Linked DNA regions of Homo sapiens: region 2 is linked to region 1. A link is an interaction called in ENCODE POLR2A ChIA-PET data of the cell type or tissue named here. Cell type or tissue: OCI-LY7. All regions are shown on one strand. Each heading gives the region's core, and the rest is flanking DNA. Links, peaks and the distances in the headings are about the cores only.

The links. Peaks named below come from ENCODE experiments on the same cell type or tissue, not always from the same donor. Only the 100,000 strongest peaks of a DNase experiment are listed, where the experiment ranks them.
Region 2: POLR2A ChIA-PET joins it to region 1 with 13 read pairs; 2 of 35 experiments call an interaction of 5 or more read pairs at or near these places.

What each region holds. Positions count from the first base shown.
Region 1 is chr1:151,174,783-151,177,694 of GRCh38, reverse strand. It overlaps TMOD4 (tropomodulin 4), which reads left to right and starts at 1,714. Exons shown (of 10, transcript NM_013353.3): 1 at 1,714-1,771; 2 at 2,778-2,912. The coding sequence starts at 2,820. It overlaps VPS72 (vacuolar protein sorting 72 homolog), which reads left to right. Exons shown (of 6, transcript NM_005997.3): 6 at 664-1,391. The coding sequence ends at 1,051. In OCI-LY7, for the core only: a CTCF peak has its summit at 1,559; a DNase peak (open chromatin) is centred at 1,554.
Region 2 is chr1:150,857,775-150,860,686 of GRCh38, reverse strand. ARNT (aryl hydrocarbon receptor nuclear translocator) reads left to right here. Exons shown (of 22, transcript NM_001668.4): 2 at 2,227-2,338. Among named protein-coding and RNA genes, the nearest start is that of ARNT, 17 kb to the left of the region's middle. In OCI-LY7, for the core only: no CTCF peak of the experiment used is centred there; no DNase peak of the experiment used is centred there.

The sequences.
Region 1 (2,912 bases), core at 413-2,912:
TTTTGTAGAGACGGTTTCGCTGTGTTGCCCAGACTCCTGGGTTAAAGTAATCGTCCCGCTTCATCTTCCTAAAATACTGGGATTACAGGTGTGAGCCACCGCGCCCAGCCCAGCTTATTTCTTTCTTATTCCTTTTTCTTTTAGCTTCTCTGTTCTTCTCTTTCCTGTTTTTCCTTCTAGCCTAGCTTTCTTTTCCCATCAGTCACTTAGTACGTTCCTCAGAATGTTCCCAACACCCTGCCTCCTTTTTCTCTTTCCTCATCTCTCTGATTTCCTTCTTTCTTTCTTTTCTTTTTTTTTTTTTTTTGAGATGGAGTCTCGCTGCTCTGTCACCCAGGCTGGAGTGTAATGGCACGATCTTGGTTCCATGCAACCTCCGCCTCCTGGCTTCAAGTGATTCTCCTGCCTCAACCTCCTGAGTAGCTGTGATTACAGGCATCCGCCACCACGCCCGGCTAATTTTTGTATTTTTAGTAGAGACAGGGTTTCACCTTGTTAGTCAGGCTGGTCTCGAACTCCTGACCTCGTCATCTGCCTGCCTCAGCCTCCCAAAGTGCTGGAATTACAGGTGTGAGCCACTGCACCCAGCCTGATTTCCTTCTTTCTGTATCTGTTGTCTTCTCTCCTCAGCTCTTTGTGTTTTTCCTTGTCTTTTGTCCTCAGACTTGATCCTGCTCCCTCGGTGTCTGCATTGACTCCTCATGCTGGGACTGGACCCGTCAACCCCCCTGCTCGCTGCTCACGTACCTTCATCACTTTTAGTGATGATGCAACTTTCGAGGAATGGTTCCCCCAAGGGCGGCCCCCAAAAGTCCCTGTTCGTGAGGTCTGTCCAGTGACCCATCGTCCAGCCCTATACCGGGACCCTGTTACAGACATACCCTATGCCACTGCTCGAGCCTTCAAGATCATTCGTGAGGCTTACAAGAAGTACATTACTGCCCATGGACTGCCGCCCACTGCCTCAGCCCTGGGCCCCGGCCCGCCACCTCCTGAGCCCCTCCCTGGCTCTGGGCCCCGAGCCTTGCGCCAGAAAATTGTCATTAAATGAAGAGATGTCTAGTCCTCAGAAACTTCTTTCCTGCCCTGATTGGGGCTCTTGCTGTTCCGTTTCTTCTCCCTGCTTCTCCCCTTTGTCATCTCTGATCTTTGCCTAATCTGTTTCTTTTTCCTTTTCCCCTAGTTCTTACAGGTTTCGTTGTGTTTTTTAATCTAATAAAATAGAAAGATCCCTTTTGTCTGGTGTCCAGTCTAGGGTTGGGAGCAAGAAGTATTTGAATACCTGCATATATTTGGGTCTTTATTCGATAGCATTTATTATGAGCTGTCCTTTCTAAATTGTATTCATTCCTCCAACTAAATTATAAACATCTGAAAATTGCACACCAAAACACATCCTTGTATTGACCTTCCTATCACTTTACACTCACTGTTTTGAATACAGCAGGCACCAAATAAGGAGGAACTGGCTGATTCTAGTCGAACTCATATGTCTCAGACTGGGGCTTGTATGAAGGGAAGTGGAAGAGATGCCATGGCTGTTAATGACCACTAGAGGCTCTCAGGGCTGGGCAGGGTATGGGGGCTGTGTATATGTGATCTCCCACTACCCCCCACCTGGCCAGAGCTAAAATAATAAAATGCTGAGCTCACTGTTCCCCCACCCTCTCCCCCGGCACCGGGCTCCTCCTGCTGCTGGGACAGTGCTCTAGTAGAACAGACAGACCTACTGACACAGGGGAGGTGAGAAGGGAGGTGACCACCAGGACTGGTAGGTGGGGAAGACAGGGGGCTTATGGATGAGAGCCCGGTGGGAGATGGGAGGAGAAGAGTGGCTCCTATGGGGAATGATGTGGAGTGTGTCCCTGTCTCTGTCACTCAGTGTATATTTCTGCCACTGTGCCGTCCTACCCCTTAACTGTGTATAGTTTACATTGTCGATGTGTCTCACATACTTTCTGGATCTTTCATATTCAGCATGGTGTGTATGCATAGCTCCTTATGCGTATCTTATATTGTACAAAATTGTGCGAGTTTAATATTCCCACTGTTTTTAAAGAAACTTTACCCTATTTACACCCATTGGTCTGGTGTCACCTTCCTGTCCAAAGCAAGGGACAGATTATGGGGACTCACAGAGGCCTTACTACCCTTCCCCCAACCTGGAAGTCCCCCAACTGCTCCGAGCCCTTGCTTTCCCTTAAGACTTCAAATTTTAGCAAACACAGAAAGTGAAATCTTGATCCCCCACAATAAAAGGGAAATGAGGATGGGGTAAGAGACTCTCTCTTCCCCTTACACCTCATTGTCCTTGGTTTTTTTATCCGGTTTAGGAAAAAGCCTGGATTATGAGGAGGAGAGGAGGAATTTCCCTGAAGCTCTCTATTCCCCCACCCCTCATCCCCTTTCAATAGGAACTGGGCATAGGACCAGCTGTGTTGGCAGGGCTTCCAGCAGCTGTGTTAGGGCGAAGGCACTGACAAGTGAGGTTATAGGGGAGGGGTGCTGCCAGGATTTCTCTGTCATACCGTGGGAAGACAAACCCAGCTTAGATGTCTGGGATCCCCATCCAGAGTGGCTGGAAGCTGGGGAAGCAGAAAGGAGACTCTAGTTCTAACTCTAAACAACCTAATCTTCCCCACTTCCCATCCTCAACTAGACTTCTAATCTCCAAGAAATCCAATCCAATGTTCTGCCCCCCTGGCTGGTCTCTTTGTGTCCCTGCTGTGTCCCTGTCCATCTTACCATTGTCCATCCTTTTGTCCCATGTTGCCCAGGCTCTGTGAGTACCACACAGTGGGGAGGGGGTGGGGGCCACCATGTCATCATATCAGAAGGAACTGGAGAAATACAGAGACATAGATGAAGATGAGATCCTAAGGACCTTGAGCCCCGAGGAGCTAGAGCAGCTG
Region 2 (2,912 bases), core at 290-2,789, 320 kb after region 1:
ATGGGATTTCACCATGTTGATCAGGCTGGTCTCGAACTGCTGACCTCAGGTGATATGCCCGCCTTGGCCTCCCAAAGTGCTGGGATTACAGGTGTGAGCCACCGTGCCTGGCCACTCTTTATATATTTTGGATATTCTGTGTTGCATATATGATTCGAAAATTTTTTTTTCTGCTGGGCACGGTGGCTCATGCCTGTAATCCTAGCATTTTGGGAGGCTGAGGTGGGCGGATCACTTGAGGTCAGGAGTTAAAGACCAGCCTGGCCAACATGGTGAAACCCCATCTCTAATAAAAATACAAAAATTAGCCAGGCGTGGTGGTGCGTGCCTGTAATCCCAGCTATTTGGGAGGCTGAGGCTCGAGAATCACTTGAACCCGAGAGTTGGAGGTTGCAGGGAGCCAAGATTGCGCCACTGCACTCCAGCCTGGGCGACAGAGTGAGACTCTAACTCAAAAAAAAAAAAAAAGAATTTTTTTTTTTCTATTCCATGGGTTGCCTTTTCACTCTGTTGGTAGTGTTATTTGATGCACAAAATATTGTACACTATACAGTATGAACTAACAAAAAACAATGAGATGTGTGTAGATAGATATTCATGATGTATATTGAAATGACGAGCAAGTTGAAGATCAGGCCTCCATTTTTTACTAAGAGAAAAATGCACCCTTTTTTTTTTTTTAGACAGGATCTTGCTCTGTTGCCCAGGGTGGAGTGCAGTGGTGCAATCACGACTCACTGCAGCCTCGACTTCCCAGGCTCAAGTGATCCTCCCACATCAACCTCTTGAGTAGCTGGGACTACAGGCATGGGCCACCATGCTGGCTAACTTGTATTTTTTGTACAGATGAGGTTTCACTGTGTTGCAAAGGCTAGTCTCGAACTCCTGGGCTCAAGTGATCTGCCCACCTTGGTCTCCCAAAGCTCTAGGATTCCAGGCATCCGCCACTGTGCCCAGCCTGCACCTCTTTTTGATTACAGAGTTAGGTATATATAAACTGAGATTGAAAAATAAGAGAAAATATACTCAGGGCTGGGCTCAGTGGCTCAAACCTGTAATTCCAGTGCTCTGGGAAGCTGAGGTGGGAGTATTGCTTGAGCTCAGGAGTTTGAGACCAGCCTGGGGAACACAGTGAGACCCTATCTCTACAAAGAAAAAAAAAGAAAAAAAAAATCACCGAGGTGTGGTGGTACCCATCTGTAGTCCCAGCTACTTAGGAAGCTGAGACAGGAGGATCACTGGAGCCCGGGAGGTTGAGGCTGCAGTAAGCCATGATCATGCCACTGTACTCCAGCCTGGGCTGGACAAAGTGAGACCCTGTCTTAAAAAAAAAAAAAAAAAAGTACTCAGCTGTTACTAATGGTTACTGCTGGGGGATGAGATTGAATTGGAAGGAGAGAGGAGAGGTACGGGGGGCAGGAAAGGGAGACAATAATGAGGGACTTTCAGTTTTACTTTACATAATTTTCTTTTAAGTATTGGAATTTAGGTGATTTTTCCTTTGGGGTTTTCTGTATTTTCCAATCACAATAAATAAAATAAGTTATAAATATTTGTTGCATGAATGAAATGTATAAACCCATTTATGTATGTATTTTTTTAAAATTAGTATATTATTAAGTCTATACAATATTAGTATATTGTTATGTATGTATAAGCTTTTTAACATGAAGTTTGCAGAATATAGTACTTCTTCCAAACTCTATGACATGGGGGGAACTGAAGTATGGGGATATCTTGTACCAGTGTAAGAATTCAAGAAGAGACCGTGTGTGGTGGCTCATGCCTATAATCCCAGCACTTTGGGATGCCAAAGCAGGATGATCTCTTGGAGCTAGGCGTTCAAGACCAGCCTGGGCAACATATCAAGACCCCATCTCTAAAAAAAAAAAAAAAAATTAACTGGGTGTGGTAGTGCGGGCCTATAGTCCTAGCTATTCCAGAAGCTGAGGTGGGAGGATTGCTTGAGCCCAGGAGTTTGAGGCTGTAGTGACCTATACCAGTGATTATACCAGTGCACTCTAGCCCAGGCAACAGAGTGAGACCTGGTCTCAAAAAAAAAAAAAAAAATCAAGAAGAGCAATCTGGATATGAGCATTTGGGATTTTTAGCAAACTGCTGAGATTTTGTCTATAGCTTGAACCTTTCTTTTAGCTAACTTGATGATACTGATGATAAGCAAGGACTGTCTTTTTAAAAATGTTTACTTCATTATTTTCCTGACAGAAATGACATCAGATGTACCATCACTGGGTCCAGCCATTGCCTCTGGAAACTCTGGACCTGGAATTCAAGGTGGAGGAGCCATTGTCCAGAGGGCTATTAAGCGGCGACCAGGGTGAGTTTGAGTGTAGTGTGTTATGAATATCTCTCCTATAAACCAACTTTAGTTGCTGAATTTATTTAGTTGCTGAACTCACTTCGCTATTCCTGACCATCTCACTTCAACTTGATTACTTACTACACTACTGTCATATAAGTCTCCTTAGTCCCTGTATTTTTGTTTATGAAGAATTTGTTTTTATCCAAGTTTCCCGTAAGCAGTTCTTTTTTTAAACCAAAATTTCCGTAAGATAAAGGACTGTAGCTAAGCCCAGAGATTTTACTATGCCTGAGAAAACTGTTTGCTGCTTTCATTAAGCTTTGTTTCTGTTTTCCCAAAATCATTTTGGTAGGCTGCTTTTCTGAATTTAGAGAATGCTGAGCTCTAGAATAGCTGTCTTCTAAGTTATTGATATGTTGCTTGGTTTGGAATGCAGAGTCCATTCAGCTCCAAAAGTATTTATTAAATTCCTAATTAGTGTTATGGCATTGTGCTGATTCCAAGTAGGATACAAAGATGAATAAGACACAGTCCTTGTTTCTAAGTTGGTTGTGTTCTGATAGAAATAATTATTATACACATGAATATA